3 separate regions of the Mus musculus genome follow, and all the other regions are linked to region 1. The links are chromatin loops, found by intact Hi-C in ENCODE. Cell type or tissue: heart. All regions are shown on one strand.

Region 1 (8,000 bases):
GGGAGAAGAAAAGGGAGGAGGAGAGAGAGGGAGAGGAGGGAGGAGAGAAAGAAGGAGGAAGGAAGGAGAGAGGGAGGGAGAGGGACGAGTGTGGGAGAAATTGATCAACATGGAAAGGAAGCACTTTCTCTAAGGAGGAAGGAAAGGAAAGCTGGACAAGGGGGCGGGGGGAGAAGCAGCTCCTAAAAGAGGATCTTGGGGCAGCTCCACACCTTAAGCCCAGGCTGGCCCAGGACACACAATCCTCCTGTTTCAGCCTTCCAAGTGCTGGGATTACAACTGTCCACCACCATAGCTTACATCATTTTTTCTCTTTTTTTTCCTTCTAGGGTCTCTCTACACAACCCTGGTTATCTTGAAACTTACTATGTAGAACAGACCAGTATAGTCTCCAACTCATAGAGATCTACCTCTCTGCCTCCCAAGTGTTGGGACTATAGGTATGCACCCCCATATACCTGGCTTTTTTTGTTTAAAATTTTAAATATCTTATATTACTTTATTATATATTTTAAATTTAATTTCAAAGTTTACTTGTGTATGTGTGAGGAGTGAGGGTGGTGTCTGAGTTAGAGTTGGTTGGCTATGAAGCTATGATCCAGTCACAGTTCAAAATTTTGTAGTAACCAAGTCACATGCTTTCTTAGTCTCAGAATTTATCACTAAGAATTTCAGGTTAATAGAGCCAAAGAGACTGACTCTGCCTAAGACACTCCGTTTCCTCAATCTATACACTACTTTGTGTCTGTAAATGCAACAAGGCTTTGCAGAGCACTTTTGTCAAGACAGGTCTTCTTCATCTTATAGCAGCTGAGTCTGTAAGCATGGCCATCTTTTATTAAGCTACAGTTTGCCAGCATGAGCATATTCTCTCTGCCTCTAAACTGTGGAGCTAAGGGTGTCACTTATTGGTACAATGGTTGTTTAGTATGTCATGGACCTAGAGTACACTTTTAGCACTGCAAAGAAAAAGAAAATCTCAGGGTCACCTAGCATGCTACTTATTTTTGCTACATACTTTGTGTTCATTTATTAACCTGAGAAGCACAATTCTTTTAAAGATTTTAAACTATGTGTCTCTGTGTGAGCATATGCAGGCACCAGTAGAGGCCAGAGGCTGGAGCTGACAGGTGGTTGTGAGCCACCTGAGTTTGGGTGCTAGGAACCAAACTTGAATACTGTTCAAGAGAAGCAAGCACCTTTTCTCTTTTAATGACTACATTCCATAGAAAGTTCTTCTTGGGGAGGGGGATGGGTGTTTTGTTTGCCTGTATGTCTGTGTACCATGTGCATGCCTGGTACCCTTGGAGGCCACAAGTGGGTGTCAGATCTGCAGCAATTAGAGTTACAGACATTTGTGAGCCACCATATGGGTGCTAAGAATTGAATATGGGTCCTCTGAAGAGCAGCCACTGAGCCATCTCTCCAGCTCCCAGTATACAGTCTTAGCCATCTCTCCAGCTCCCAGTATACAGTCTTAGTTTTTGACGCATTATTCTAACAGAAAGAACCATGGTTCTTAGATACGTTTTCTCTGATTCAAATATCAATCAGAATAAGGACAAGACTACAACCACATAGCTTACCTCTGAAGATCTTTCTTCAGGCCAACATCAACCTGCCAATCAACAAGGCTAGGTTAGTAATATGAACAAAAATCAAGTGAACTGCATCCTATCTAGGACACATATACGGCTTGAAATCTAAATGTCCTTATGTTCAGCATCCCTCTATTTATAGTGGAATAAACTCTGGTGTATGCACATATGAGGCTGTGGTCTCTTGCGTGGCATACACAGAGGCCAGAGGACGCCATAAGCACATCTTCCTCAAGCTTACTTTTTGAGATAGGGTTTCTCACGGAACCTGGAGAAAGGTCAGCAGGGTAGGCTGGGCGGCCAGTGATGCAATAGGATCCTCCTGCCTTGTAGCACTGCAGTTAGAGGTGCGCCATGAGGTCCAGCTATTTATATGGGTGCTAGGGATCTCAACTCTGGTCTTTGTGCTTGTATAAAAAATGCTTTATCCACAGAGCTGTCTCTCCAGTCCTGTTTTTTTATATGTATTTTTAGAAAGATTTTTTTTCATTTATATGTGCCTATGTAAATCACATGTATATAGGTGCCAGTAGTGAGGAGTGGATTATCTGTGGCTGGGATTACGGGTTTTCAGAAACTGCCTGTCATGTGTGTTCAGGAACAAAACTCATGTGCACTGAAAGAACAGCAAGTACTCTTAGCTACCAAGCCATCTCTCCAGCCCTGGTTCTACCCTTTATCAACAAGAATGCAATCTGTATCACTTAGCTTTTTTCTATCAGAAGTTGGATCATTAATCAGTTCTTACATCAAAGAGATAGCTGATCTATACTTTAAGAAGATTCTAGACAGGGATTGGCCTCTATCACAGTCCTCCATCGTTAACTGTATTTGTAGTACTTCTCAAAAGCTCTCAACAGTTACGTGACATTGAAATTACTCTGCAACATAAATGCTATGTAATGTATCTGCTCTTAAGAATACGAATTAGACTTAACCTAACTAGCTATTGTTTAAGAAATTCCTACAAAAAAAGGAAACACCTAAAACCAATTTTATTTATCGTGGGCAATTTTTGACTTGCCATCGATTATTTAGCAAACAGATTTTGACAACACTAACAGCTTCTCTCTCTCTCTCTTGGTTTCTGGGACACTGCTTCTCTATGTAGCCTCGGCTGTTCTGGAACTTGATCTGTATACCAGGATGGCCTTCAATTCAGACAGATCTGCATGCCCCTGACCCCAAGTGTTCTAATTAAAGATGTGAGCCACCACTACCACCCAACTGACACTAACAATTTTAATCAAAATGTTTATCAACATTACTATTTCTCAACTATTATCATTCATTCAGCAATAGTTTACTAAGTGCCATATAATGTTCTAGGTATTGAGGCTTGAAATCACTACACTTTCATGGAATCACTCATAAAAAAAAAGTTAAAGACACCCACAACTGCAAAATGCTGGCCAATTATTCTTTAAACAACATATATCAAGATACCACCTGTGTGAGGTTTGTCTTTAAAACCTAAAAGGCCAGTCTTTAGCTAAGACTCATGGCACATGACTTTTTAATTTTAAGTCCAGCATTCTGGAGGCAGAGGCAGGAAGATATCTTTGCGCTGGAGGCCAGCCTAGTTTACAGAGAGAGCTACACACCAGCCAGGGTTACGTAGGAAGACAGCCAGTCTGTGATAACTGATTTTAAACACTGAGTGACTTATGGAAAGCTGTGTTTTATTGGTAGTCCAAAGTTAAGAACACCACCAAGAATACATTAGGCAGGTTAAACTGCTTAAACGTTTTCAGATTAACATATACATGTTATTTCTCAACTTAATAAAGATCAGTTCCCCTAACACCGAGGCAAACAAGCACTCAGGAGAGGATGACGTCTGGGTAAGAACGAGTCTTATCGAGGAAGTCCCTTTTCATTCCTGGTCCTACCTGAGTTCCGTGGTTCAAGAGTCACGGAACACTTTCCAAAGCCTCAATCCTACTTAACAGAGGGATCCACAAGCCGTGGGTGACCGGGTCGGTCTGAGGCAGGGTCTGTGCGTGTAAGCCCCGCCACCCTTTTATTCCTCGGCTAGGAATCCCCCAAACCGCAACCACTTTCCTCTGCGAGGTCAGCTTCCAGTTCCAGGCATTAGCGGCGCACCCCAGAGGACCCGACCCTGTCCCGAAGCTCCCTCGCCGCCAACCCCGCGTCGCCTGCTAATTTCAACGTGCATCAGGGATTCCAAGGAGGGCGGTGGAATCCGGGAAGCCGGACTCTTCCGTAGAACCCAGGCAGCTGGAAAATACCCTCCTCGGACCACCAGGAGCGCAGACGGTGGGCGGCGCTGCCCGCGGCCAGCTAGATACTCACCCCTCGCCTCAGGCAAAACCCTCAGCGACGTCTCTCCTTCCTGACAGCAGCCATCTTGGAGGTGGAATGTCGGGGAACTACGTCATTTCCCTGCGTCTCGGGACGTTAAGAAGCGGCCGGAGGGGGCGGCGAAAGTCAGGTGCCTGTCAACCAATTAGAAGAAAGTAAAGCTAAAAAAAAGAAAAAAAGTAACAAGTCAACAGTCGCCGCTCCGCCTACCCTGCGGCCTTGTGGACTGCGGCCCGTAGGGGGAGGGGAAACACTCGCACACACCCTCCCATCGCCCCACCCCCTTGGCGAAAGGGAGTTCGGGAGCAACCGAACCTGTTAACGGAACTTCGGCCCGGAGGCGGAGCCAGGGCTCCCGTCGTTCAATCACAGCGCGAGATCTAACCAATCGAGTCTTCGGATACGGCTCCGCCCCGGTTGCTGATGTCCAATGGCTGATCAGCACCCTGGCTGGCGGGCGGATGGGCGGCGGGGCGGAGCCGCGCCGAGGCGTGTTAGGTGCGGGCCAATGAACGGCGGCGGCGGCCCGTGGGCGGGGCCCAGGGGCGGGCGGAGCCGGGTTGGGCCTAGGCGGCGGGGCTGTCTCTGGCTGCCGTCCAGCCCCTCCCGTCCGGCCGCCGCCGCCACCGCCGCCGCCGCCGCCTGGGGGTTGGTTGAGGCGGACGGTGGGGTCCCGGCCGGAGTGTGGCGCCGCCGCTGCGCGAAGACGAAGCGGGCAGGTGAGTGCGGACGGCAAGCACCCGCGTGCGGCCCGCGGGCTGAGGGGACGGGGTTCCACCGCTCCTTAAGGAGGTGAGGCCGAGCGTGCGGACTCCGAGGTCCGGTGCTCGGCCGCGACCGAGTTCTCAGGGCCTGGGAGGCTGTGGGCTCCGAGGCCCGGCAGGCCCGGTCCCTGAGGGGACTGGCGAGCGTCTGCAGCTTCCCTCTTCCACCGGGACGGGGGCAGGCGGCAGGTTCAGGGCGCGGCCTGGGCGCGGCCTGGGCGCCGCCCTCGGGTACGGCCGGGGCCCGGAGTGCGCGCGGGGCGCTGGGACTGCGTGCGGCGGGCTGCAGCCTTGGTTTCCTTCCTCCGGTGGCAGGCGCACGCGGCTTGGGGCCGAGGCCCCTCTGCAGCTCTCTGTTGCCCACGGGGAGCCCGGCCCCCGCGCCTTGTCCTCCACTGCCCGCTCGCAAAGGCGGGCGTAGAAAATAGGTCAGGTTTCTTCCCACGCGCCCCTGGCCGAGGTCCACACGCGACGAGCGCGCTGCGAGAGAGAAGCGGTCCGTGCTCTCGGAGTTTGCCATTCCGATTTTCAACTCTTCCTTCTTGCGGCTGCAGCCTGGGCATGCGACTCTGCCTCTTCTCCCCGCCTGCCACTCTTGGAGAAGGAGCTGATTAGTGACGTGCGCCACTGGCTGCCGAGGGGCCTCACCCCCTCCGCGTCGTGTCGGGAGAGGACGTTGGTGCGTTTCTGGAGGGGTGCACGCGTAAAGATGACTCGGGACATGCTGTAATCCATTTCTAAACGAAAACGGTGTTGTTACCGAAGTAAACACATTTGAACAGGATGTTGACAGCCATCTTGCCTTTGCAGACCCTTAGAAGATTGAGGTTTTACTGATAGATGTAACAGAACTGCATCCAGGAAGGCTGAGGCAGGGAATCCGGAGTTTCAGGCCTGCCAGAGCTACATAGGGAGACCCTTTCAAAAAACACACAAAAACTAAAACCAGACTTGGACACTGAAAGTGTGGGTTTTTCATATGTGATACTGTTCCCATTTCCCTTTCAAAGGCGATGCTGAGGGTGTTTTTAAAATGAGTTTTAAACAGTGATAGTCTTGGGGAGTTTTAAGTGAACGCACCCTTAAAATACAGCAGTATAAAAGGACATTTCCTCCCCAAGTTAAAAAGTTTGTCTAGACTCACTGGAACCTACAGTGTGTATGTAGGCTCCTACCTGTAGAGGCTCACTTTATAGATGGGTCTCTGGGGCGCCATGATTGATATTTTGGTGGAATTCCAGCCATTTGGGAAGGAGTTTTTCTAGGGCTTAAGAAAACAGTTTGCAAAACCAAGTTCTGAAAAGCTACAGAAAAAAAGAACATCTTACTGGGACTCTAAACAACCTTGGTCTTTATTGCCCCTACCTTCTTTTTACCGTGCGTTCCTTTCTCTTTTGAGATATTACTAATATCTGGATATGCAACTCTAGTTCCCTTGGAGGGAAGTAGTTGCTATTTCTCCCTCCTTTTTCACTGTGCAAACATCTCAGTGGAGCTATGCTGGACTTGAAGATCCAAACATTGTGCTGATGTGGGTTCTAGCAATGAGGGTTTCTGTTCCTTTTCTGTTTATAAATGTCCAGTAAAATTCTCACTGAAATGCTGTTAGCTGGGCCTTGTGGCATAGCTAACATTAGCCCTTGCTACTCAGGGGCCTGAGGCAGGAGGATCTTAGGTTTAAAGCTAGCCTAGACTGTGTGAGAGACCCTGACTGGCTGGGGATCTAGCTCAGTGTTAGAGTGTTTGCTTATTGTGTGAGAAGGCCTGAATTCCATCTTCAGTACAAACATATCATTGTCATTGACTATCTTTTTTATGTGATGCATATTTAGGCCAAATTTAAAGATGATTAAACCATTTCTTTAGAAGCCATGTGATTATAAGACAATGAGGAGGCAATATTCAGTTTTTTATTGTTATTGTTCCATAGGTCAACCACTAGAAAACTGTTTCTATGTTCAGCACTGTGGTGAACAGTCAGTAACCTAAATCTTGATCACCTAAAAGAGAATGTTAAAGATGACTGTGCTCAACATAGTTGCACCAGGAACACATAGAGTAGGTTTGCTTGTAGTAAATCTAGGAGAGTCCCCAGTCCACAGAGGTTGTCCTTATCCCCACCCTTAACTGCTTCAGACCTTATATGCAGTGGGGAAGTATTTGCATCTAACTTGCACACTAACCTCTCTCAAGGTTTGAGTTGTCTGTATATTGCTTCCAGTACTTATTACAATGTCTCTGCCATGCAAATAGTTGTCACATTGTGTCCTTCAGGGAGTAGTCACCAGAAGAGCTTTGTATTATATGTTCAGTAGTGGTGAACTTTGTCTGTCCCCTTACCTATTTCCACCTGCTGGTGGCTGAATCTGCAATGGAACATTGGACTGATTGATGCTGTGAGGATGGAATGTTTGTAAAACTGTGAGTGAAATACACTATGGCCCCTGCAAGCAGGGCGAGCGAGGCTTTCCAAGTTTCTGAACTGTTTTACTTACAGAGTCTGTCTCAGTTTGACTCAGAAGTAGCTGCTAGAAATGGAACTGTGTTTGTTGTGTGTAGTTTGCTGGAAAGTTCCCATCTTGAGAAAGTGGTGGCCTGCTATTGGCTACTGAGCCTGGTGATTTTCCTGGAGCAGACGAATTTCAGTGTGTTTCCTCTTAGAGCAAAGTCCTGGGAATGGAGGCAAGCTGTGTTGTTCTAAAGAAGCAGAGGAACCATTTGTTACAATTAGATTATTTTAACACAACAGTGAATATATTGTTCTGCTGCAAAGAGCAGCTGTGGCCAGGTATTTGCTTTTTCAATTAGCTCATGATTTTCACTATTATGTTTGGACTCACTTTCTGTTAGAGGAGGATATTTGGAATTGCTGTGTGGCCTTTTACTTCTACTATAATGAGACTAATTCGTTCTGGTTTGTATTCACCACTTGAGATTATTAATTATAGTAAAGGTCTCTTATTTTTCAGGGTTTCTGGTTTGCACCTTTGCTACTTTATTTCACAAAATTGATTTCTTCCATTGGTTTTCGTTTTATCTCTTCCTTATCCTTAAGATTGGAGTTATTAATCATTTAGAAATAAAAATATTAATTCTACAGTAATTTCTCTCTTGGTTAAACATTCTAACAACCTTTTGATTCTTTAAATTTTTTGATTAAAAAATTAGTGTGTGTGTTGTGTGTGTGTTAAGTATGTATTCCTGGTCTCATGAAGGTCAAAAAAAAAAAAAAAAAGGATTGCCTAGAACTGGATTTACTACGTGGTTGTGAGCTGCCAGATGTGGCTGTCAGGGACCAAATGCACGTCCTCTG
Region 2 (8,000 bases), 620 kb before region 1:
ATAATTCTCTTCTGCCTTCTCTGCTTCCTCTTACTCTCCAAACACAAGGGTTTCCCCAAAACTCCCCATCTTAGAACTTCTATAAGATCTTGATTTTAGCATGACTTCCTTCTAACTTCTTCCTAAAAACATCAAGTCTATATGAGTTTATGATGTAATCAGGTGGATATTGGTGGCCTTTTGTCTTCCTTAACCAGACACACAAAAAACATTCTTTACCTCTTGTCATCTCTAATGTCTACTCTATCTACCCTACTCTTCTAGCTTGAGCCTTCTATTTGAAGCTTTCTCCCGTACACAAAGGGATCGACCCATCTTGGATTCTGCTATAAAGTAATCCTCTCCAACTAACAAAACTCTTCCTCCCTACTCACGTCTCTAGCAGCTGCTCTCCACAAAAAGTCCACACATCTTTTGCCAGCATTCATGGACCTAAATAACCGGATTCAAATTTACCTTGATTACATTCATTTTCTTTAAGCACCCCAATTCCCAGCATAACTGTACATCATTTGTATTTTCTGTAGAAAATGTGCACGCCCTGAAACACGGAAGCCTGTTTCTTATTTATCAAAACACTAGGTTCAAGCCAGGTATGGAGTTACACACCTATACTCCCAGGACTTGGGAGGTTGAGGCAAGATTTTGAGATCAAGGTCATAGTGGGCTACAGTGAGACTGTCTTAAAACTCTAGGCTCATCAAGGCGTACATCAGCCACCAACATGTCTACAACATACTGCAGACATCACTACCCATCTCTGTGTCCTTATCCAATTCTAAGCAGCAAGGAAGAGCCGGTTAACTTTAGGGATTTGATTCAGTATGCCCCCAAAACATACCTCCTGCCAAACTGGTAGGTACATTACAAATGTAATCTCCGTTTGTAGCTTTTGGGGGGGGGGTGCTTAATACATCATTCACATAATTGTACCTGAAATATAACTGGAACATAACAAAATCTGGAGAACAGTGTTATTAACAGACACACTGTTGCTAAGCCATGACAAATGAAACAAATGGCTCTGCTCCACCTCAGGCAAGGAAGGCAGACGATACACTATTAGCAATTCCACCTTATTGAAGATGTTACATTTTTGTACACCTCCTACCCCCACCATGTCCTCATAAAAAATGACCACAACACTAAAAACTAATATAAACAGCAGAGACTTCTATAGGACCCCAGCCTATTTCAGGCAAAACAAATACACAGGTATCAATAAATGCAGGTATTGACTGCTCAGAACAGATCTCAGCCTGGGAGGCCACAGAAGTCCCACCAGTCAGCTTAACACCAGGAGCTACTACACTCATCACACCAAATCATGAACCGCTGAAAATTCCTTCTGTGGTTAAAGTGTCCAGATTAAACCTGGACACATTGTAACAAAGAGATACAAAGGTGATGTGACACTCCCAGGCAACACCAGCTGTAGAACCAGAGAGCATCTGCCTCATCTCACAATCTGCAAACATCTAAAATGCTGCCCTTCACACATCAACAGCACAGCTATCACCAAAACCGTTTGCTTTTGTTTTCAGAGTTGTCCCTAGAGAAAGAATATAAACCACCACTGTCATGTGGGAACAACAAAATACAGCTGGAAAGATTCAGGCACTTCCTAGTCTAGAAAGAAAGGTTCTTGCAACTTACCTGGCAAATTCTGCCAGTTGCTTAGGGTCTGAGAGGTCAATGCCAGGTATCCCTCCAGGAGGGAGTTTCTTGCCTGTCATATATTCAGAATAATCAGGAGGTGAGTTCTCTCCAATGATCTGCTCTTCAACCACTGTTTCATGGTCAATATCTTTTTTTTCATCTGAAACACATGAGATTGATCATCTTAACTATATAAACACATTGAGTAAAATAAAAGCTTTTCAGTGGAATCCTCATAAGTAACTATTTATGGCTCCTACTTTTAATTCTCAACCATTTACTGTGTGTCCTCAATCCTTTGGAACTCCTAAGTCACCCAAACCTTCAAAGTCAAGAGCAGCAGACCTTCCTTCACATTAGTGGTCAGTTAGCCTAGCAGAAGCAGCTAGCTCTCTCTGAGTGTACTGTCATACATTCTCCAGGTTTACCCCTGTCTAACTGGCTTCTCTCAGTTTGCCTTTTACCCATTTCACAAACTAGTACATGAAAGGAGTAAGAGCATTCTTCTTCCAAGGCATGCAATCACCACAAGTCACTCCAAGAGGAAAGCAAAGGAGACACAAAACCAAACGCCTCTCTAATCTTCCATCACTGTATTTTTAAGAACAAGTTTTATTTTGTTTAAGAACATTTTATTTGAGGGGCAGTGGTGCTGCACACTTTTAATCCTAATACTCGGGAGTCAGAGGCAGGCAGATCTCTGTGTTCAAGACCAACCTGAACACAAACCTGGTCTACAAAGCAAGTTCTATGGCAGCCAGGACTACAAAGAGAAACCTGTCTCAAAAAACCAAAACCAAACCAAACCCATTCACTTTATTTTTATTGCGTGGCCTGTGCATGTGAGTGTGGGTGCCAAGGCCGAGGACACCTGGGGAGGTTCCTTCCCTTCATACTCCCCAGCTGCTGGGCCTCACTCCCTTCCTCCCTCTATTCTTCTTTACTTTGGTCTATATTAGGCTAGCCTCAATCTCCTGCCTCCACCTCCCAAGTACTGTGATCACAGGTGTGAAACAGCTTTATTCTAGAATATAATGTAAATCTACATTAGGACTCTGACGTAAGTAACAGTAGGTCCAGGTCCATTTTACCCAGTGTTTATATACAGCATCACTTTCATCGTTACACACTCCCCACCAAGTGAGGGAATTACCACACACTCTGATTTTACAGAGAAGAAATTCAGGTGTGCAAAAATTAAGCAATTTATCTGGGGCTAACTATTAAGTTGTAGATATAAACTTAAAAAAAAGTTATTTTGTAAACAAAAATTCAGGGACCCAAGGGCAAGATGTACATGAAGATAGAGGACAACTCAGACTGCCTTCCTTCCTGTACATATGACCTAGCAGGGAGCTCAGGTTTTTCAGTTTACCTATTGAGCCCATCTTGCTGACAACCTGGCAAACCCTCCACCCCTTAAGAAAAGGACATACCAAAAATGAAACATTTCCAGGCACTAATTGCGCACGCCTTTAATCCCAGCACTCGGGAGGCAGAGGCAGGCGGATTTCTGAGTCCAAGGCTAGCCTGGTCTATGGAGTGAGTTCCAAGACAGCCAGGGCTACACAGAGAAACCCTGTCGAAACACCACCACCACCAAAACCAAAACCAAGAGAGAGAGAGAGAGAGAGAGAGAGAGAGAGAGAAAGAAAGATTTTTATTTATTGGTTGTAAACAAGCACAAGTGTCTCTTAGGAAGTAGGAAGACCACAACAATAGGAAGACCACAACAATACATCCATGCACTGATAAAGATACATTTCTATGGATGGATGAGCAGGTGTAAAAAGGCTGACTGGCTGTATCAATTAAAACATCAACTGGGACTCCACACTGGCACATACAAGTTCACAGCCTGCTCTGTACCTATTAGCAACGTTAGTCTCTCACCATACAGTAGCACACCAAAACCTAACCTTACAGAGACACAAATGTAGCAGGGAAGCTACATTTCCGCTCCACTTTCCCCAGCCCCAACACTCTGAATGGAGCTCAGTGGATCAAGTGTTCATCTAGCATGAGCCCTGAGTTCAGTCTTCAGTACCACACAGCCTGCATCTGATGCCACAAGTATATAAATCAGAACCTGGGAGGTGTTTGGGGGAGGGAGTTCAAGGTCATTCAACTACAAAGCAAATTTGGAGCCAGCCAGGGAATACACCAGTGAGAACTCTCAGCCTAAACTAACTCTTGTATTAGTTCCAAGTGAAGATAGATGCCTGTCACTGGTGACAGTGGCCAGAAACAATACAGACTCTACCCTCAGGGAGCACACTTACTTCTAGAGAGGGAAGTTAAATGACGAAAACACTTCTATCGAGTCACACCTCCAGCCCAGAGAACACTGGTTTTTGTTTTTTGTTTTTTGAGACTCAGTTCTTACTATACTCAAGAGTATAATAAAGAACCCAAAAGAAAGGCTGGGGAGGGAGCTGGTGAGCTGGCCGGTGGTTAAGAGCACCAACTGCTCTTCTGAAGGTTCCATCCTAAAGTTCAAATCCCAGCAACCACATGGTGGCTCACAACCATCCATAACGAGATCTGATGCCCTCTTCTGGAATGTCTGAACAGCTACAGTGCACTCACATATAATACATAAATCAATCAATCAATCAATCAATCAATCTAAGAAAAGAAAGAAAAAGAAGAGGAAAGAAAAGAAAAAAGAAAGGAAAGGAAAGGAAAGGAAAGGAAAGGAAAGGAAAGGAAAGGAAAGGAAAGAAAAGAAAAGAAAAGGAAAAAAATAGAAAGGCCGGGGAAACAGGAATAAAATGCTTGTTCTACAAGTCTGAGTTTGTTCTCCAGCACCCATGTAAAAACAAAGGCAGGGTAGCATGTGGAACCCCAGCTCTGGGGAAGCAGAAAAGATGACGATTCCTGGGGCTCACCTGAAATGGGTCTAACATACTTGCTGAGATCCAAGTCCCAGTTCAAGGCTGTCAAGAATCAAGGTGGGACTAGGTGGGGTGGAACATACCTTTTATCCCAGCACTCAAGAGGCAGATGAAGATCAAGCTGTGAGTCTGGGGCCAGCCTGGTCTACATATGAGACTTTGTTTTAAACTCAAAGCAGTGATTAAGGAGCTGGAGAGCTGCCGCTCAGAGGTTACTAACCTGTACTCTTGCAGAGGACCTGGAGTTGAGTTCCACCCCCAATGGCTCACAATCACCTGCTAACTCCAGCTCCCCCACATCAGATGCCCTCTTTTGGACCCAGCTGACACCTGCGCCTACGTTGTGCGTACATACCTGCATGTAAAAACTAAGAATCTTTTTAAAAAAGTGCCCCACTTCTATAAACAGAAGGTTTTTTTGTTTTGTTTTGTTTTTAAACAATCCTTTCCACTTCCTCAGGGGTCCTGTATGGCTACTTTTCTGATGCAAGGTCAGGTGGATCTGATTGGCTCTAACAGAGCATAAACCCACAAAAACTGTCATTGCCTGGCCCTTCAGACACTTGACCTACATGATAAGATTTTATTCAGAGAAAAGAGGATTAAAGTGATACATTTTCTACTTGCAAAGGGAATAATTTCTGAGAAATATGATTTAGTACCAAACGAATAAATTTCCAGAAGATCCTTACAAAACTGAAGATTTCGTTTAGAGGACTAAACCAGTTTGTTAACCAGTTACATTTCTTGGAGGATGGTGGTGTCACTTGCTGAGTTAGCCAAGTGGGGAAGAGATGATGAGAAGGGGGTAGGGGAAGAAATCTAGCTTCTCTTTGCTTTGAGATGTCCATGCCGGCTGTCAGAAGCAAGGACAGGGAATAAAAAGGAATCTACACTGGAGAGAATAGTGCCAGTCATTGGCACACAGACTTCATTTATAGCCACAGAAACAAAGAACACACCCACTGAAAATGGAGAAGGGTCCTAGAGCCACCCCCTAATTCCAACAATGGAAAAACAAAAATTTGCAAAGGAGATCAAACAGCTAGGAAGGGCGAAAGACACAGTGGAAGCCTAAAGCAGGAGTGCATGGCCTGTATTGCCTTATGGCCTGTACTACATCTTATGCTGTGAACCGAAGTTGGGTCTTCTGCCAGAGCAGTAAGTGCTCCTAATTGCTAAGCTGCCATCTCTCCAGTCCCTTGTTCTGTCCCTTACCACCCCCACCCCCATCAGACTCTTATTATGCGGTCCATGCTGGCCTGCTCTATATTCCTCCAGCCCCCACCTTGAAGTGCTAGGATTGGTTACAGGGACACACACACACACACACACACACACACACACACATCACATACAACCTTTTGCATTGGCTATTATTACAGTCTTCTAATCTCATAATACTGAAAACCAAAGTACGAAAAAATGTAAGCTGATCTACTTTGAATGTCAAATACAATGTTGATTTCTGCAAACGACAACAGGTGATAGCGTACACAAACCAATGCAAATTATGTTCAGGAAGTAAATGAACTAATGCTGGTTTAAAAATTAATGCACAAGATTAAGAGGACATGTCCAATCTTTTGAGACCAACTTACAAATGTGTTAGGCCAGTTCACTGCAATAGTAGGATATATATATATATATATATATGTATATATATATATATATAGTCCTCAGGCTGAAGGTCGGGCATGCCTATTAGTGGTTCATTGCTTGAGTCTCCTTTTTTAGACAAAGTTGGCATGGGACCAGATGTGACAGGGTAATAGACCACAGCCTATTTGGAAAGGCTAAGACCCTAAGACACTGACTGAAAAGGAATGCAGTGGCAAGAGTGCCTTGTTGAGAATGGCAGGCTAAAACTGCCCGTCCTGTATTTCTACACCAACATTATGGCCAGATACAGATGACCCAGAACTACCAGAGCAGAGCTAAGCGCCCAAGATACAGCTGTGGAAGAAACCAAGTCCAGCCAACAGCATCTGGGAGGGGGAGGCTGAGCCATTCATCCACATTCCACACTCCCTGTACATGATACTACTCCAAAATCAGAAAGCTATGTAGACTAGTCCCTCCTGATGGTATTCAATCCCCTTACCAAGGATGACCTTTCCAGTCTGATGAGAAGTAAACCAAGGGACTGAAAACAACCTCTAGTTACTAAGTCCTCACTAAAACCATTACACCCAAAGGCTGAGAGCTCTCAAGGTCTACCAGTCAAAAGGGAGTTTCTTCTACCCAATGTGTACCAACCAAACAGGCTTTCTCACAGTTCTTTTTTGGTGCCTGATATAGGGCATGTAATAAACTTTCCTCTCCCTGCCTCTTCTCATGATCATTTCTCCTCCAACACTAGAATGAAATCTATTTCCCAAGGCCTTTGGTTCTTACAATACATCCACCACTCATAGCTTTTTAGTTTCTTCACCCATTAAAAAATAAGAACCTACTTTACAAGATTGGTAGCATGTTAAAATGCTAATCATTCTATCTGGAATGTGATGGGAGTTGAATACAAAATATTTTTGGGAGGGAGAGACAAGAGTTTCACTATGTAGCTCTGGCTGTCTTGGAACTCAGTAGACCAGGGTTGTCCTTGAACGCACCAAGATCCCTCTGCCTCCCAAGTGCTGCTGGGATTAAAGGTGTGTGCCACTATTCTCAGCACAGATTCTGGCTTCTCTTTTCCTCCCTCCTGATTAAGGCCTCAGATTTTGGGGATGAGCACATTTTGCACCGTGTAACAGATCTGACAGGCATCTGCAGTCAAATGTGCATACCCAGTAGACTCCTCCAATGGTGGCTTATAGTCCTGGAGATCAGTTATAGTCACTATGAGGATTTTCCCTCTTGAGGCTGGGGGTTGGGGGTAAGGGGCTACCACATTCCTTGGCTCATGACCCCTACACAATCACAATTCATAACGGCTTGCTTCCTAATCACCTCCTGGCTGAGGCTCCTCTCCCTCTGACTCCTTCAAGTGATTACAAGGACACTGGTGTGATTATATTTAGGGCCCATCTAGATAATCCAAGATCCTCTCCCTGCCTCTCAAGGGCCTTAATAAGAGGTATAAATAAAGCAACAATAAGATTCCAGGAATTATACTTGGTGATATTTTTCAGCACAGCACAACATACTCACATAAAGACTTTAAGCTGAAGATTTAACATATGGAACCCTTAGTTCCATCCCAGAACAACCTCTACCACAATCACCAAACCTTCAAGTACAATTTCAAAGGTAAAACTTTCACTCACATGCAACCTCACTCTCAAATTATTGTATTTTACAGAATCTAAATCTTTCCTTCAGTTTGTACCTCTGAAGCCAGAACATCAATCAACAACCTAATGAAATGAGGTATTCTCCACCAGGCTTAATGGTTCTAAAGAATGCTGAGCTCAACAGTCATAGCAAGTCTATCAAGAAGATGGA
Region 3 (8,000 bases), 610 kb before region 1:
TGGCATCCTAGTTTAATTAATCTAATGCACTAATTTAATAAACTTATATATACTGTGGAGTTGCAACTCAAGCCTGGGATCAAGTGAAGTCTATTCCTACCACAGCAACATACAAGACACATTTACACTTAACTTAGCTAATCTGTTTATATTTCTTCACTTATTGCAGTCTTAATTTAGTTCTGAAGATTAAATTATTTGCAGAATCTGAACTTGAGACACACATAGTTAGTTGACCACACCACTTAGCTTCTTTTTGGTAATAAGTGCAAGCCACAAAGGCAAGGAAGATGGATCATTTACCACAAGACATTTCTGAGGAAATAGGCCATCCCTTGCTCTTGACATCAAATATTGATAAGCACCATTTTTGCAGACTACTCAGTAACACACTAGACAATTAAGGGTTTGAAGAAATAGCTACCAAAATGCCCCCAAGCTGCTCTACGTGCCCTTGTAAGCAAGCAGCCAGTCACACAAGTAAAGACTAAATGCCAACTAAATTGTCAATTAACCCACCTTAGCCAGGCCCTTCACTTTCTCCCCTGAACTAAACATACACGATTCATCAACACCACACTTGACGAAGTGTTTTTCTGTCTAGAAAAGCAAACTAACAACTTGGTAAGATCTAATGTCAAACATCTGAATCAAGCTATTTTATAACGTAAGTTTTTTATATAGTTAATGAACTCGGTACTCCAAATGTGGTAAATTCATCCAAAGTTCGAAACCTGCTTTCCTTAATTTCACTCTTATTAAAAGTGAAAAAAACAAGCTTTTAAAGATCTCAGCATGCAAACTACCGTTAGCAACCAAAAAAATGTGTTGAAGGCACTGGATAACTTTTAGGGACTGGCTAGTTACATAGCATACAGCTCCTGATAACCTACCGTGCAGATAATAACCAGGGATTCATTCAGCGAGGAACAGCGCCCTGAGCACTTCCTATTAGATTTCTATAGGACGCTCTTCTCCTTCCTGAACCACAGACCCATCAAGCTTACGTCACTTGGATACTACCATAGATTAGCTTTTCATCTATTTCACTCGTTTCCCAAAATTTTAACATTTTAATAAACTACACATCAAGGCTCAAGTTATGCTTTCAAATTCATCAAATTTAATCACTAGGGCTACATGAACTAGGTATGGTGAGATTATTCTGTCTAGTAGTAGTTTCTTAACAATAAAGCTGACTAGCTTGTTAACACAGTACTAGGATAAAGTGAACAGTCAACAACAGCCTTTCCAGGGCTCTACCTTGAGTTTACTCATGCGGGGAAGGAACTCTTCGGTGCCCTACACAGGCTTCCTGACTTTCGCTAAAAGGCGTATTAAATCAGTAAAACAAATTATCCACTTTTTTTATTCTTTTCGTGGGGGAAAACAAGACCAGAGATACTGATAACTAAGCGATTTTTATTAGTTTGTTGGCAAATATCCTAAGCTGTGTAAACCAGCCCAGTCTGTCTGCATAGGGCCCACGACTTAAAAAACAAAATTCACAACGCGTAAAGGCCGCTGAAATGCTGTGGCTCTTCCTTCCCCTAACTCCCGTTCTAGGTCGATCAGGCGAGGAGCGCGTTGGCAGCGCGGGTGACAGGTTCCAACGGCCGCCGAACCCGCACACGAGCGCCCTACGTGCCACCCAAGTCCCGCCCCGCAGCGGCGACGGCCTGGGCCAGCGTGACCGCGGGGCAGCTGCGGCGGGGCTATGCGCCGCCCGCTCCGGGAAGGGCTTCGGGGAGACGCTTCGCGTCCGAGGGGGCCGAGCTGAGCGGAGCCGAGCGGGGCGGGGCCCCGACAGCCCCCGGGGGACGGCGGGGGAGCGGCGCGCGTCCGCCCTGCGCCACGGCCCTGTCAACGCCCGGCGGGTGGTCCGGCGCGGGGCGGCGCCCTCAACCGGCCCCGCCGCACGTCCGTTGGCTCGGGCGTGGAGGGGCGCTGGCCCCTCCCTCCCCGCCCGCCGCCCCAGCCCGCTTCCGCTCGCACAAACTACGCCATTGCGGCCTAGCCGGGCGCCGCCCCTCCCCCGCGCCGCCATCTTCGCGGCCCGCCGCCCCCGCCATCTTTTGGGGCCGCCATACTTGCCCGGGCGGAGAAGATGGCGGCGCCCATCACACACATAAAACATGGCTTCCCTTCAAAACAAAAACATCCCGAGCGGCGGCGCGCCGCCTGCACTCACCCGAGGACCACATGGTGACCGAGAACTCGCCCTCCAGGGTCTTGATCTGCACCTGCTTCTGCTCCCACTTCTTATTCCCCGGGTCGGCGCCGCCGCCGCCCGCCGCGCCGGCCCCGCCGCCCAGGTAACTCTTCTTGCCGCTCTTCTTGCCGCCGCCCTTCTTCACGCGACCGCCGCCCGACGAGGCCCCGCCGCCGCTCTTGCCGGCCGCCGCCACGGTGACCAGCGTCTGCTCTATGTAGTCGTCGTCGCCGCCGGCCGGCGCGGGCACCGGGATGAGGATCTGGTCCTCGAAGCCGTCCTCGGCGCGCAGCCCGTCCGAGTCGTCCCCGCCGACCACCTCCTCGCGCGTCTGCACCAGGATCACCTCCTGGTGGTGGTGCACTTGGGTCGGGTCGTCCGTCACCAGCGGCTGCAGCGCGATCATGGGCGGGTGGTGGTGGTGGTGGTGGTGGTGGTGATGGTGGTGGCCGGCGTGCCCGTGGCCGCCCCCGCCGCCGCCGTGGTCGCCGCCGCCGCCGTCCTCGTCGTCGTCGTCCTCCTCCTCCTCCTCGCCCACCACCGTGGTCTCGATGGTCTCCACCGGGATGGTCTCCACCTCGATCTCATGCAGCTCCACGATCTCGGCCGGCATCTCCGAGCCGTCCGTGGCGATGTAGAGGGTGTCGCCCGAGGCCATGGCTGAGGGCTCCGCCGCCACGGCCGCCGCGGCAGGCGGCCTCGGCTCCTGGGCTGCGGGAGGGAGGGCGGGCGGGCGAGGAGGCGGCCGGCCGTGGGGAAGGAAGGCAGAGGGAGGAAGGCAGCGGGCGGGCGGGGGGAGAGGGGGCGGGCGGCGGGGGAAGGGGCGGGCGCGGCGGCCGCGGGGCTTCCCCGCCTCCCGAGATCGGTGCGCCCCGCGCTGGCTCGCTCGCTCGCTCGGCCGCTGCCTGTCCTGCTTCCCCGCCTGCCTTCGCCTCGCCTCGGCTGCCTGCCCTGGCTGTGGCCGCGCCTCCTCCCGCCCTCCGGGCCGGCGTTACGCTGCCCCCTGCCTCCTGCGCCTCCGCCTCCTTCCACACAAATACCAACTCCTCAACCCCGAGCCCAGATCTCGCCGCCGCCGCCGCCGCCACACTCTGCTCCGGCTCGGCCTCGCGAGACTTCCGCGGGGCTCTCGGCCCCGCCCCGTCCCCGATTCCCCACTCGCTGTTCCGGCTCTCGCTCCTCCCTCGCTACCAATCGCAGGGCCCCTCGAGGCGCCGGGGCCCCGCCTACTCCCAACCAGGGTCCTCCCGATTGGGGGGGCCCCCGCTGGGGTAGGGGGCGTGGCGGCCCGCACGCGCGCTGGCTGGCCCCCCCGGCGCGTGACGTCAGCTCCGCGCCGCCGTCGCCTTACGGCGCTCGGCGTCGCGCGAACCCCGGCGTCCGCGGTGCAACAGTGACAAAAGTGCCGCTCCGGGGCCCCAGTCGCTGACAGGAGTGGGGCGTCGGCGCTGCGCCTTACGCCTCGGGAGCCGGCGAACTTTCCGCGCGACCCAGGCGCACGGTAACGAGCTGGGGTGAAGGGGGGCGCGCGCCTGGGGCTGGCGTGCTGCCGGCGGGGCGTGCGACCGGCGGCCGCGTGGCCGCAATAAAGTCTGCTCTGACGAGAAACGCCTGTGCTTGATTTTTGGTTTCCCGTTCGTTTTGCCTTTACTCGTTACTCGGGGTCTCGTGCGGTAGCGGCACGGACGGCGTAGCCGACCGTGTGCTGCCACGGGCTCTTTGGTCGCGTGCCGGTGGGCGGCGCGCGAAGGCGACCGCGGCAAGCGGAAGCGGCGCGCGCAGCCTAGGGTTCACCGTTGGAAGTGTGTCCGTTATTCTTTTATGACCCGCGGAAACCGGAGACCCAGCCGTTGGGTGCCTGTTGGAACGAAGGGTCTGGCTGCTCCTGTCGAGCGACTCCACTATTGTAGCTTTCTGAAAACTCCCTTCTATCTTTGAATAACTTGACACAGGCTTCGCCTATTCCTCGCTCATAAACATTCCTTTTGCCGAAAAGGACTATTTAAAAATATTCCTTTTAAATAGTCTTTGCATTTAGCTCTTTGAAAATTCCATGTCTTTTGTGATTTCCCTATTATAAGTAACAGCTTAGGTTTTCCTTGTTCAAATCATCAAATTGCTTAAGATACATTGTAGTGAAGTGTTTCTTCTGTGCTTCCTTTCGATAGACCAGGTGTGGTTTAAAGCAACATAAAGTTAGATTGCCTTTTTTTTTTCCAAGAACCGAAAATTTGAGCCAAGTGTATCTTATTTGTTTCTTAGATTTAACGGTCAGCTTCATCTGTTGAATATTCTGGATTACTTTTATCTACCGGAGTTGTTAGTGTTGAGGCAGGAGAGTATTCTAAATGCATTACATGCATCTTAGGCCAAACTTAAACAGTTGGGCATCTTATAATTTTAAACATACTTAGCAAGGTGTCCTTGTGCAGGTTTTTAATCTTTGGAGAGGGAGGTAAGTCAGGAGTTTAAAGCCAGCCTTGGCTACGTGTATAGTTTTCTGAAATACCTCGTTTCTAGGTTAACTACATAGCCCCCTCTATCCCAAAACTTTCTTCTGCTCCTGATTCCTAGGTTTGAAGATACACATTTGTGCTACAACATCTTACCTTGAATCCCTTAATCTCGGCATGAAGACAAATGATTATTGACATGCATTTTAAAGGGCATTTCTTGCCGGGCAGTGGTAGCACACGCGTTTAATCCCAGCACTTGGGAGATAGAGGCAGGTGGATTTCTGAGTTCCAGGACAGCCTGGTCTACAGAGTGAGTTCCAGGACAGCCAGGGCTACACAGAAAAGCCCTGTCTCGAAAAACCAAACAAAAGGGAAAAAAAAAAAAAAGGCATTTGTTTTCCTCCCACCTATATGAGCAGAAGCTTTGATGTCTCTGAAATTGCTGTCATTTCCCATTTTTCTGAAATGTACTTTAAATGCATTTAAGGTATGAATGTGGGAAGGCTGGGGGGTAAGAGTGGACAAAAAAAAATTGTCCGTTAAAGAGAACCTGATACCTCAGGTTTATCCAAGCTGAATTTATTGAGAATTTACTTGTGTGAGTCATGTATACTAGATAAGCATATTATCACACATCTACAAACAAAAGGGATGTGTGTGTGTCTGTTATATATTTCTTGCTGTCCTGGAACACGGTATGTTGACCAGGCTGGCCTCAAACTCAGAGATGCACCTGCCTCTGCCTCTTGAGTAAGATTAAAGAAAGGCATGTGCTACCAGACCCAGCCTCTTTCTTCCTTTGAGTGAAATCAGGCCAGTTATTAAATGTTTGTAGACAAGCATGGTGGCTCATGGTTGTAATTCTAGGGCTCAGGCAGCTGAGACAGAAGGATCACCCAAAGTTACAGGGAAGTTTGGGCTACATACAACTTGTCTCAAAAACAAAACAAAAAATCTGACTGTACCATATTTCTACATTTGATAGTTTGAGATTGGTTCAAGCTCTATATTCATGCTATTTGTGTAACAGCTAAGAATTTGGCTCCTTTGTGAAATCAGTCAGGAGACAGTCTTGTTATGGAGCCTAGATTTGTCTTGAACTCACAGCCGTCCTTTGCCTCAGTCTCTCCAGGGCTGGAATTGCAGTGCGTGCAGCGCTACACCTGCTGATCATGCATTTAGGTTATTGTTTAGTTGCTGAATAATTCATTCAAATAATTTGGGCTCTTCCTCAATATAGAATTGAAACTATTAGAGCTAGACAGGAAAAAGTGGAGTACTTTTTTAGTTGTAGAAGCTAGAGGTCTTTGTCTTACTTTTAGATCTTAACATCTGGACTACAAAAGAGATACACCCCTGAAACCAACACATATATTATTAGGTTTAGAGTTTGTATCTGGGTAAAATAATCTGACTATACATGAAGCATTCCATATCATGTCTGTAAACCAACACCATTTATTCAGTATTTCATTTATTTTTTTGTACAGCCTTTGTCAAATTCTTTCTCTTAGATCAAATGGCTTGTTGTGAATGAATCTGACTATTGTTCATAAATAAAGGAAAGTTGGAATTTTATCATAATTTAACTTCCATGTTTCTTTGTTCATACAGTGTCTTTCAATGGGTACATAATGGTTTCATATCGACTTTTCATACATATACAGTTATGTCAATAAACATACACCTCTCCACTCCTGCTCCCACTCCCACTCACCCTCTTCCTCTCCCCAGCTAGCCCCTCTACTTTATGTCATATTCATGTCTGTCTGTCTATCTCCCCGTCAGTTACATTCTGATGGTAGTGTTTGTAACCACATTTCACTACGTAGCTGTTGCGATGTGAAATTGCAGGGAGTTGCTTTCTCTTTAGCTGTTGCCATGTGAAATTGCAGGGAGTTGCTTTCTCTTTGTGTTCGAGGCACCTCAGCATGGTAGAATGGAAAGAGTTTGTGTAGATGGAAGTTACCTAGTCCTTTTATACTTGATAAGGGGTTTTCTGAGTCCGGTATACTTGTGAGGCAAAGATAGATAGATGCTTTGATAAACATGTAGCCCATAGGCAAGAAAGGAGGTTGGCTATGAACAGATAGTTCACTAGTACTTACCTAGCTTTTATTTATTTTTAGTTATGGGTGGTCTTGAGCACATGAGTACAGGTGTCCATAGAGACCAGAGATATCAGATTCCCTGTAGCTGAGTCTTATAGACAACCACCAATGAATGTAGGTACTGGGAACTAAACTTGGATTCTCTGCAGAGCAAAGCATGGCCTTAATCATAGAGCCATCTCTCCAGCCCCCTGATCTATCTCTTAGGAAGAACAGAGAGTTGAAAACAGTATCCATCCTTGCTTCATAGAGTAAAAACCTCTGACAGAAAGAAACATCCTAACTGTGATTCGGAGGTTTAGCAGATTATGAAGTGTTGAGGCCAGTGCTGCTGTAGAGTAGCCTTTAATGCAGGCTCCAATATGGAGGAGTAATACAAGTGAGGCGATGATTTCATAACATTTAAGACAAGTCACAGTGCTCTGTATGAAAACATTATTAATTAACCAGCTCACAGAAACAGTAGAGGACAGCTTAAGTTTCTCAGCACTTTAGGCAGTACTTTTCTTTTTTGATTGTTATGCATTTTTATGAACCATTCTTTGTTCTGAGTTGAATTCAGGGGTTAATCATGGAAATTAGGCTAGAAATGTAGTTCTCATATGTGCTTAACATGTGCAGGGCCATAGATTGTATCACTGCCACTCCCAGTGAAGACCACAAGGCCATTGTCATGGCAAAGTTAAACAGCTAACACCTAAGGGAAACAGCCCAGAGACAAGGAAAAGAGACATGCTCGTGTTCCAAGTGAACCACATTGTAGTAAGCAGCCGCCGTTACACAGATTCTTTCTCCCTTGTGTAGTTAAAGTATAGGTTAAAGGATGGAGGGGAGAGCAAGGACTTTATTCAGAGCTTCAGCCAGACAGAGTCATACATCTTTATAATCCCAACTGCTGGGAGGATTTCTTAGTGTTAGGAGCCAGCCTGAGTAAAAGTTCTCATCTTGAAAACACAACCATGGCACACTGTTCCACCTGAGGAGAGAATTGGGAGTGCTCCTGCACTGTTCTTCATAAATGCTATGTCCATCGTGCTCCGAATGCTCGTGTAGAGTGCCTGAACGTTCTAGTGTTTTTCTGGCCCGATCATATCCAAAGCAGCCCTCCCCGGTGCCAGCCATTTAACACCTAGACACTGTCACAGCCCTTGCCTCTCACCTGAGCCACACCAAACCTATAGTCACCTCAACATGTCTTATGTGTATGTGTGTGTGTTTGTG

Evidence for each region. A loop is a pair of places that touch in the nucleus more often than their neighbours do. Peaks named below come from ENCODE experiments on the same cell type or tissue, not always from the same donor. Only the 100,000 strongest peaks of a DNase experiment are listed, where the experiment ranks them.
Region 2: it touches region 1 in a loop (2.7-fold over the local background); 6 of 42 quality-filtered maps call a loop at or near these places.
Region 3: it touches region 1 in a loop (3-fold over the local background); 5 of 42 quality-filtered maps call a loop at or near these places.

Annotation. Positions count from the first base shown.
Region 1 is chr12:108,175,795-108,183,794 of GRCm38, reverse strand. Setd3 (SET domain containing 3) reads left to right here and starts at 4,511. Exons shown (of 13, transcript NM_028262.3): 1 at 4,511-4,642. Ccnk (cyclin K) reads right to left here and starts at 4,057. Exons shown (of 12, transcript NM_009832.2): 1 at 3,915-4,057; 2 at 1,587-1,618. In heart, CTCF peaks have their summits at 3,891 and 4,624; DNase peaks (open chromatin) are centred at 4,234 and 5,104; H3K4me3 peaks cover 3,578 bases; H3K27ac peaks cover 2,534 bases.
Region 2 is chr12:108,800,298-108,808,297 of GRCm38, reverse strand. It overlaps Yy1 (YY1 transcription factor), which reads right to left. Exons shown (of 5, transcript NM_009537.4): 2 at 1,657-1,819. Among named protein-coding and RNA genes, the nearest start is that of Yy1, 11 kb to the right of the region's middle. In heart, no CTCF peak of the experiment used is centred here; no DNase peak of the experiment used is centred here.
Region 3 is chr12:108,788,283-108,796,282 of GRCm38, reverse strand. Yy1 (YY1 transcription factor) reads right to left here and starts at 2,986. Exons shown (of 5, transcript NM_009537.4): 1 at 2,192-2,986. The coding sequence starts at 2,870. In heart, CTCF peaks have their summits at 3,217 and 3,994; DNase peaks (open chromatin) are centred at 1,802, 2,652, 3,372, 3,932 and 1 weaker place; H3K4me3 peaks cover 4,932 bases; H3K27ac peaks cover 3,555 bases.